2 separate regions of the Homo sapiens genome follow, and region 2 is linked to region 1. Evidence: chromatin contacts called from ENCODE Hi-C or POLR2A ChIA-PET data. All regions are on one chromosome and are shown on one strand. The core of a region is the stretch at or near the end of the contact, and the rest is flanking DNA. Distances in the headings are between cores, read along the strand shown.

Region 1 (3,831 bases), core at 70-2,569:
CTGTTTTTTAGATTATTGACTTGCTCTAGGTAAATTACAAGAGGTGATCTTGTTCGGATTAAGAATATTCACAGTGAATTTGCTGCCTATCCTATTTTAACGATCAATGAAAAAGCTTCCAGAGGATGGACTCCTTGGCAGCCTGTTTATGTAAGGGTTGTTTTTTTTGTTTGTTTGGTTTTTTTTTTTTTTGAGAAGGAGTCTCACTCTGTTGCCCGTGCTGGAGTACAGTGAATGGCGTGATCTCGGTTCATTGCAACCTTGCCTCCTGGGCTCAAGTGAACCTCCGTCCCAGTCTCCTGAGTAGCCATGACTACAGGCGTGCACCACCACCCCTGGCTAATTCTGTTATCTTTTTGGTAGAGATGGGTTTCACCATGTTTCCCAGGCTGGTCTTGAACTCCTGAGCTAAAGCAGTCCTCCTGCCTCAGCCTCCCAAAGTGTTGGGATTACAGGCGTGAGCCACTGTGTCTGGTCTATATCAGAGGTTTTTATGGTGTTATATCTATTTTTCTGTAGATGAATTGAACCCATTTTCTCAGATTCTTGTGTCAATGGAGTAAACACAACTGGAATTCTGCAGGAGTAATAGGCCATTTACTTCAGATTTCTTTCCTCTCTCTCTGTCTTTCTCTCTCTCTCACACACACACACACACACACACACGGCTTTTAAAAAATAATGATTTTTATTATAATTTTTAACTTTTATTTTAGGTTCGAGGGTACATGTGAAGGTTTGTTATATAGGTAAATATGTGTCATGGGGGTTTGTTGTATATACTATTTCATTACCCAGATATTAAGCCCAATACCCCATAGTTATCTTTTCTGCTCCTCTCCCTCCTCCCACCCTCTCTCCTCAAGTATACCCCAGTGTCTGTTGTTTGCTTCTTTGCGTTCAGAAGTTCTTATCATCTAACTCCCACTTATAAGTGAGAACATGTGGTATTTGATTTTCTGTTCCTGCGTTAGTTTGCTAAGGATAACAGCCTCCAGCTCCAATTTCTGACTTTAAAAGTTCAGTTTGTATTTTAACAATCTTAAAAAATTCTTTGGATTTGCAAACCTTATTATACAAATTTTGCTCCATTATGGCATATTTTCTGCCTTCCATGAGGATTGGAATAGCTTTATAAAGAAGTGTGGGTGAATCAAAACTAGAAATTGTTACTTTGAAGAGTACCTTCCCACACTGACTTTTCGAGAAGCTTATGCAGTCTTCCTCTCCGTTCTGTTTGTAGATCGTTCTGTACTTGCGCATGTGCCTTGCGCACAGTGCGGGGGTGGTGCCCACCTCTCAGAGTTTGGCTGATATGCAGGATCATGCCCCAGCCATTGGGCGCTACATACGGACTTTAATGTCAAGCGGGCAGATGGCACCCTCATCATCTAACAAGAGTGGGGAGACTAACCCTGTCCAGATCTACATTGGCCTGCTTCAGCAGCTGTTAGCAGGTGTTGGAGGTAGGAATATGTGACGCGAAGGAAAGATACTGAAGCACTTAAGCAAAAATCTAATTTTAAACTTTGCTAAGAATTTATAGCAAAATTATTCTTTTTCTTCTGTAACTGAACATTAGCCTTTGTTTCTTTTTAAACTTACCTGATTCATTCTGGATACACTACTTCTTTTTTCGGAAAGAAATGCTAACAATAGATAAATACATTTTTACTTCGGAAGTGGATGTGAAGAACAGGATATCCTTTTTATAGATAGCTCATCTGTAAATTTGCTGTAGTGAATCACATACTATATTTAGGTTGTGTAGGTTTTCTTTTTTTTTTTTTTAATAGAACCGAAAGAATGTGTGCTAAAGCAGTGGCCTTATACTTTAAAGGAATTTAGTGATCCCTGTATGTTCATTACTTTTCTTGAAATTTAAGGTGATTCTGAATTCTTATTTAGGTTTGCCGGTTATGTACTGTCTATTGGAAGCTGTGTCAGTGTATCCAGAAAAGCTGGCTACCAAATTTGTAGACAAAACAGAATGGATAAAGGTATGTTCTGCATGTACCTTTTTTTAAAAAAAATTCTATTTCAGACCTTAACTTCATGATTTCTTTTTCCTGCCAGCGGGATCCCTATGACCTTTTCTGCCTTTAGGTCGTTTTGAAAACTCTCTTATCATCAGACACTTACTGGGAAGCATGTAGGTCACTATGTCTCATTGACACATCTGGAGGAGATTGGGAGATGAATTGAGAAGCATAGGAGTAAAAAAAAGTTCCTTTTCTGTTTCAAAAGTTTTTTTTTTTTGAAAAAATAAGCAATAGATTTGTGTAGTTTAAATAAAAACTATGTAAAATGTCTCCTTTCCGTAACCATCTCCAACCTACCCAAGCCTTCTAATTTTTGTCCTTTCCTCTCCCCTCTGACAAACATATATAAGTGACCACTTATATATGGCATGCTTTCTAGAGTTTACTTATGTACATACACATAAAAACATGCATTTAAAATTTTTGTCCCATCTTTTTATCAAAAGCAGCATACTATTCATACTGTTTTATACATTCTTTCACTTAATAGTAGAGAACTATTCCACTACAACTATGGAGAGAGCATCTTCTTTAACAGCCTCAGTTTTTATTGTATGAATGTACTATCATGTATTCTAGATCTTTATAGATGGTCATTTAGAGTACTTCCATTCTGCTGCAATGAATAATCTATCATCTTGCATATTGAGGAAGTATATGTTTTAGATGGATTCCCTAGAAGTGGAATAGCTGTATCAGAGGACATGTGTTTTTGTAATTTTCATAGGTAATGCCACACCCTCCGTGTGTGGTACCAATGTACACTTCTAACAGTCATGTATGAGGGTGTCCCTGTCCCATGGCCACACCAAAAGGGATGCCAGGTTTGGAAAATAAAAATACAAGATACTCAGTTAAATTTGAATTTCAGATAAATAATGAATAATTTTTTTTTTTGTATAAGTGTTGGCCCATACAGTTTTCTGTATCTCCATGTGCTACATATTGCGGTTCTTTTTTTGGAAAATACAGCTTGAATGATGGTAAAAATGTAAAAATTATGTCTTTAAGTGTGAAAACATGAATGAAATTTGCCAGGAGGTGTGAGTTTTGCACATTTCTGGATAGTCTGGTCTTATGAAATTGCTTTTAGTTTAAAAAGGTTTTTTTATTTCTTATGAATATTGACTGATTTTAAAATGATTTTATTGAACTTTGATGTTTTAGATGAGAGGTTGTCATGCTATAGTCAAAGGTCCAAATAGGGCCTGCCTCCTGTTTTTGTATGGTTTGCAAGCTAAGAATGGTTTTTACATTTTTAAATGTGGAAAAAAAAATCAAGAAACGAATAATGTTTCATGACACAAACATTGTCGTGTCCATGTTTTACTGGAACCCAGCCACGCTCATTCATTGTGTATTGTCTGTTGCTGCCTTTGTACTGCAGTGGCAGAGTGGAGTAGTTGCAGCAGAGACCAAATGGCCCATAAAGCCTTTTTGTTTTTTTACAGAAGTTTGCTGACCCTTGTTTTAGATCATCTGTGAATAAATTTCACCTGTTTTGTACTTGTGTATCTTTGACGAAAATGGACCTAAGATTTTGTTATCTAATTCATTCAGCTTTCATTTTGTTTTCAAATAATGGCTTGTTTTTTTCTCAATATCCATCAACAGATTGAACGTTCTTTTAATTTTAAAAGATGTTGTCATCAGGCACGTGGTTCTGTGTCATGTATATATTTGTTTTTTTTTTATACTGCTCAGAGTCTGATGAATAACAGTAAAGAAGAAATGCGCGAACTGGCAGCGTTGTTTTATTCTGTAGTGGTATCAACAGTGTCGGGGAATG
Region 2 (3,687 bases), core at 514-3,013, 110 kb before region 1:
TTTTAGTAGAGACGGGGTTTCGCCATGTTGGCCAGGCTAGTCTTGAACTCCTGACTTCAGGCGATCCACCCACCTCAGCCTCCCAAAGTGTCAGGATTACAGGCGTGAGCCACTGTGCCCAGCCATAATTTTCTTTATAGTCAAAAACCAGGGAGCTACTTAAGGGTTAAGGAAACAGTTGCTTTAGATTGAATACTCCTCCTAAACAAAATGTTATCAGAAAAGGTTCACAAGGGGACCCAGTCACAAAGCTATTTAACAACTCCTACCCTTTCTTAATGAAAGGGCACACATTTCTCACTAGTTGCTCAACTCAGAAGCCCAATTTAATATTTGACTTTCAAATTTCTCTTCCTCCTTACTTCTCCCATCAATCGCCAAGTTCTGGCGATTTTATTTCCTAAGAACCTCTCCATTCTATCCTTCTGAAACTGCCTAAGTACAGGGTTCTTCACTCCAGTCTCACACTGTGGCCAAAAAATTCCTTCTAACATGCAAAATATGATCTTATCACTCCCCGGCTTACAGTCCCTCACCAGCCACCGAACTGTCTCTCGATAAAGTTCACATGCAGGGACCATGGCATTGTGATCTAGAGACACTGTCTGATGACCTCACCTCTTGAGCTCTAGCTACCCGATTGACACTACAGCCATAAATTAGTATCTCCTCTCTCTCTACATACTCTCCTAGCCTTTGCACCAAGGCTATTCCCTCTCCTCGGAATGTTGCTTTCTTTCTCCTACCAAACTTTTATTCGTCTTTAAAGCCTGACTCCTTTCAACTGTCACTTCTGGTGTGATGCTCTGCTTGATCCCAAAGCACTCCTTTGCACACAGACTGCCCTGTGTTGCATTCATTCATTCATTCTATAAGTGACGGAGCAACTACAATGAGCTGGAACGAGACCAGGGGCCATGAGCTGCGGGGCCAGGCGTGGACAGGCCTGAAAGGGTCCTCACGCTCACAGAGGGTCCAGGAAATGACAATACAGCCGGAGCGGGACTACAATGCGACAAGTGAAGGATGTGACAGCCTCGCATTGCAACTACCATACCAATAACAACCCACTTCCGAGTACAGCGCCCGGCACACAGCAGCATGACGTCATTTATTCCTCTGCCAAATATTAGGCGCCCACCACGTACCTGGCGCCGTGCTGAGCACCTGGGGCTCCGCGATGACTAAGACACTCGGCTCCGTCTACAGGGAGTTTACATAGGAGGCCCGGTGAAAATGTGACGCAGCCAGAGGATCTCAACCAGAGGGAAGAAAAAAGGAGAGATTTCACCCCCCAGCGGTCCTCTGGCAATGTCTGGACACATTTTTGGTTAGCTCGACTAGGACGAGAGGTGGTACTGTTATCTAACGGGCAGAACCAGTGACGCTGTTAAACATCCTGCCACAACGGGAGAGCCTCCCCCTCACCGCCACACCACAAACAAAACAAGGCATTATCCCGCCCAAAATGTCAACAGTGCCCAAGTGGCGCAGGGAGGGATGGAGGGAAGCCAACAGCCCCATCCCGCAGCGGAGTGCGCACCTCCCACAGAAGCAGCAGCAGCGCAGCGCACAGCCCGTTGGTAGGCTGCTCCCGGCCCCCATCCCGCCCCAAGTGCGCCCTCGGAGCCGGCGACCCGGCCACGGCCCCGAAACTCGGGGCCCGGGACGACCAGTACCTGCATCAGCATCCGCAAACAGCACCAACGCCACCGCAAAGAGCTTCCAGAAGCTTGTCCCGCAGCGAGTGCGCGCGCAAGCCTGCGGGAACCACTGCGCCTGCGCAGAGGCGCTGAACCGGACTCCCCGAACGCGCTCGTGCAGCTTTCCGAAAGTCCGCGCTTTCCATAGGCTCCCACCTGCCTGTTGCGCATGGTCACTGGGAAGCGGCTAGTGGGCTCGGCTGCAGAATTATTGCTGCGCCAGAGGCTCAGAGGCCTAGAATCGTATGAGGTTTGCAGATCCAGGAGGCTCCATCTGTTTAGTAACCTCAGACCTTCCCTACCCGCTCCCATCACTTCCATTCCCTGAAATCTAAGGTGGAAAAATCCACCGCAGAAGCATATTACCGATGCATTTAATGCAAGCCATAATTAATGCCACAACTTGAGTTAAACACATATTAATCTTATGACTTCCACACCTGCCCCCATGGTCCAGTCCACCCTCATGGCTCACCTGGATTATTGCAATAGCTTCTTGATTATACCTTACTTCTCTTGGCTATTCTCCACAGCCAGACGGACGTTTTAAAAACGTCAAATTATGACCCTCCTTTGCTTAAAACCCTGCAATGGTTTCCCATTTCACTCAGAGTTAAAACCCAAGTCTTTATAGTGGCCTACAAGGCCTGATGGAATCTAGCCCCTGTAACCTCCCGCACCTCTTCCCCACTTTCCTGCTCCAATCTTGATAGACCCCTTCCTCTTCTTGTAACCTGCCAGGTACTTCCGGCTGACCTGCTCCTTCCCTAAGTGGCCATACGGCCCGCTCTCTCATCCCTTCAGGTCTTCTCAATGAAGCTCTCCCACCATTCCACTTAAATAGGAATCCCACCTTACTCTTGTTTCCTCTTCTAACATGCCCTATAGGTTTGTTAATTTTTTTTTTTACTACTTGTCCGCCTTCTCCAGTAGAATACTAATTTCAGAAGAGTAAGTATTTTTATTTCATTTGTTCTAGGTTGTGTGTTTAGGTCCTGGAACAGGACTTGGCCCATGGCAGGCACTCAATAGATATTTGTTGAGCTTATGAATGAGTATTTGCATGGATTATTGGGGGCATTGCAAAAAGGGCCAAAGAACTCCAGAAAAATTGTTTGGAGGGTTCTAATAACTGGATGATCCCTGAAGGGGTGGAGTTAGGAGAGAAAGACTAGATTCATTCTAGACTGAAGGAGCAAGGTGATTCAAGGCCCTGAGACTTCAAAAGGGCAGAGCAAGCTCAACTAAATGAACCACTCCTCTCAAAAGGAGTGGGCTTATCACAGGCAGCAAGTCAAGCTGAAGAGACAGGGCTGAGAATGGCCGGGCGCGGTGGCTCATGCTTGTAATCCCAGCACTTTGGGAGGCTGAGGCGGGTGGATCACCTGAGGTCGGGAGTTTGAGACCAGCCTGACCCACGCGGAGAAACCCTGTCTCTACTAAAAATACAAAAAATTAGCCAGGTGTGGTGGCACATGCCTATAATCCCAGCTACTCGGGAGGCTGAGGCAGGAGAATCACTTGAATCCGGGAGGTGGAGGTTGTGAAGAGCTGAGATCAGGCCATTGCGCTTTAGCCTGAGTAACGAGTGAAACTCCGTCTCAAAAAAAAAAAAAGAGAAAAAAAAGAAACAGGGCTGAGAATGAAGACAAAAGTTTTCTCAGTCCCGAGTCCCATGGCATATTCTCCTTTACCCACCTCCCCTTGGCTGGCTTTAGACGCATCAGGAAGAAGCTGGAGAAGGCAAAGGAATAGGAAATGTCTATTGGCTCATTATTTTAACCAGGCAAGTCAGAGGCACTTTACTTAGTAAAGCTTACTCAAGCTTTACTGTACTTTAGAATCACATGGTGTTCTTTATTTGAATACAGATTTTGGAACCTTCTGGCCCTCCCCACCCATCAACTTGTTGCAGGTGATCTTGTATTTTGAGAAACACAGTACTAGTTGAAATATTCTGTAAGTAAATGACATGCTACCTATG

Evidence for each region. Hi-C counts contacts between places; a loop is a spot of excess contacts on that map. ChIA-PET counts read pairs that join two places held with the same protein, here RNA polymerase II (POLR2A). Pooled maps may share reads with other maps.
Region 2: a loop to region 1 is called in a map of dorsolateral prefrontal cortex, with 10 times the contacts of the local background. The contact joins the promoter of ZNF483 here to the enhancer-like site in region 1. A Hi-C loop is called at or near these places in 5 of 168 maps with a recorded cell type or tissue (dorsolateral prefrontal cortex, head of caudate nucleus, naive thymus-derived CD4-positive, alpha-beta T cell and 1 more) and 8 of 50 pooled maps. POLR2A ChIA-PET finds 5 or more read pairs at or near these places in 2 of 52 experiments (PC-3 and activated CD4-positive, alpha-beta T cell).

What each region holds. Positions count from the first base shown.
Region 1 is chr9:111,412,064-111,415,894 of GRCh38, reverse strand. ECPAS (Ecm29 proteasome adaptor and scaffold) reads left to right here. Exons shown (of 50, transcript NM_001364929.1): 19 at 1,244-1,466; 20 at 1,909-2,000; 21 at 3,747-3,831. Among named protein-coding and RNA genes, the nearest start is that of ECPAS, 70 kb to the left of the region's middle. Within about 2 kb of position 1,319, at least 2 of the 41 ENCODE cell types and tissues checked have a DNase peak (open chromatin) inside an H3K27ac peak, as active enhancers do; they include dorsolateral prefrontal cortex, where a contact is called at or near this core.
Region 2 is chr9:111,523,255-111,526,941 of GRCh38, reverse strand. ZNF483 (zinc finger protein 483) reads right to left here and starts at 1,763. Exons shown (of 6, transcript NM_133464.5): 1 at 1,680-1,763. RefSeq lists enhancers at 600-1,099, 1,211-1,410 and a silencer at 1,511-1,860.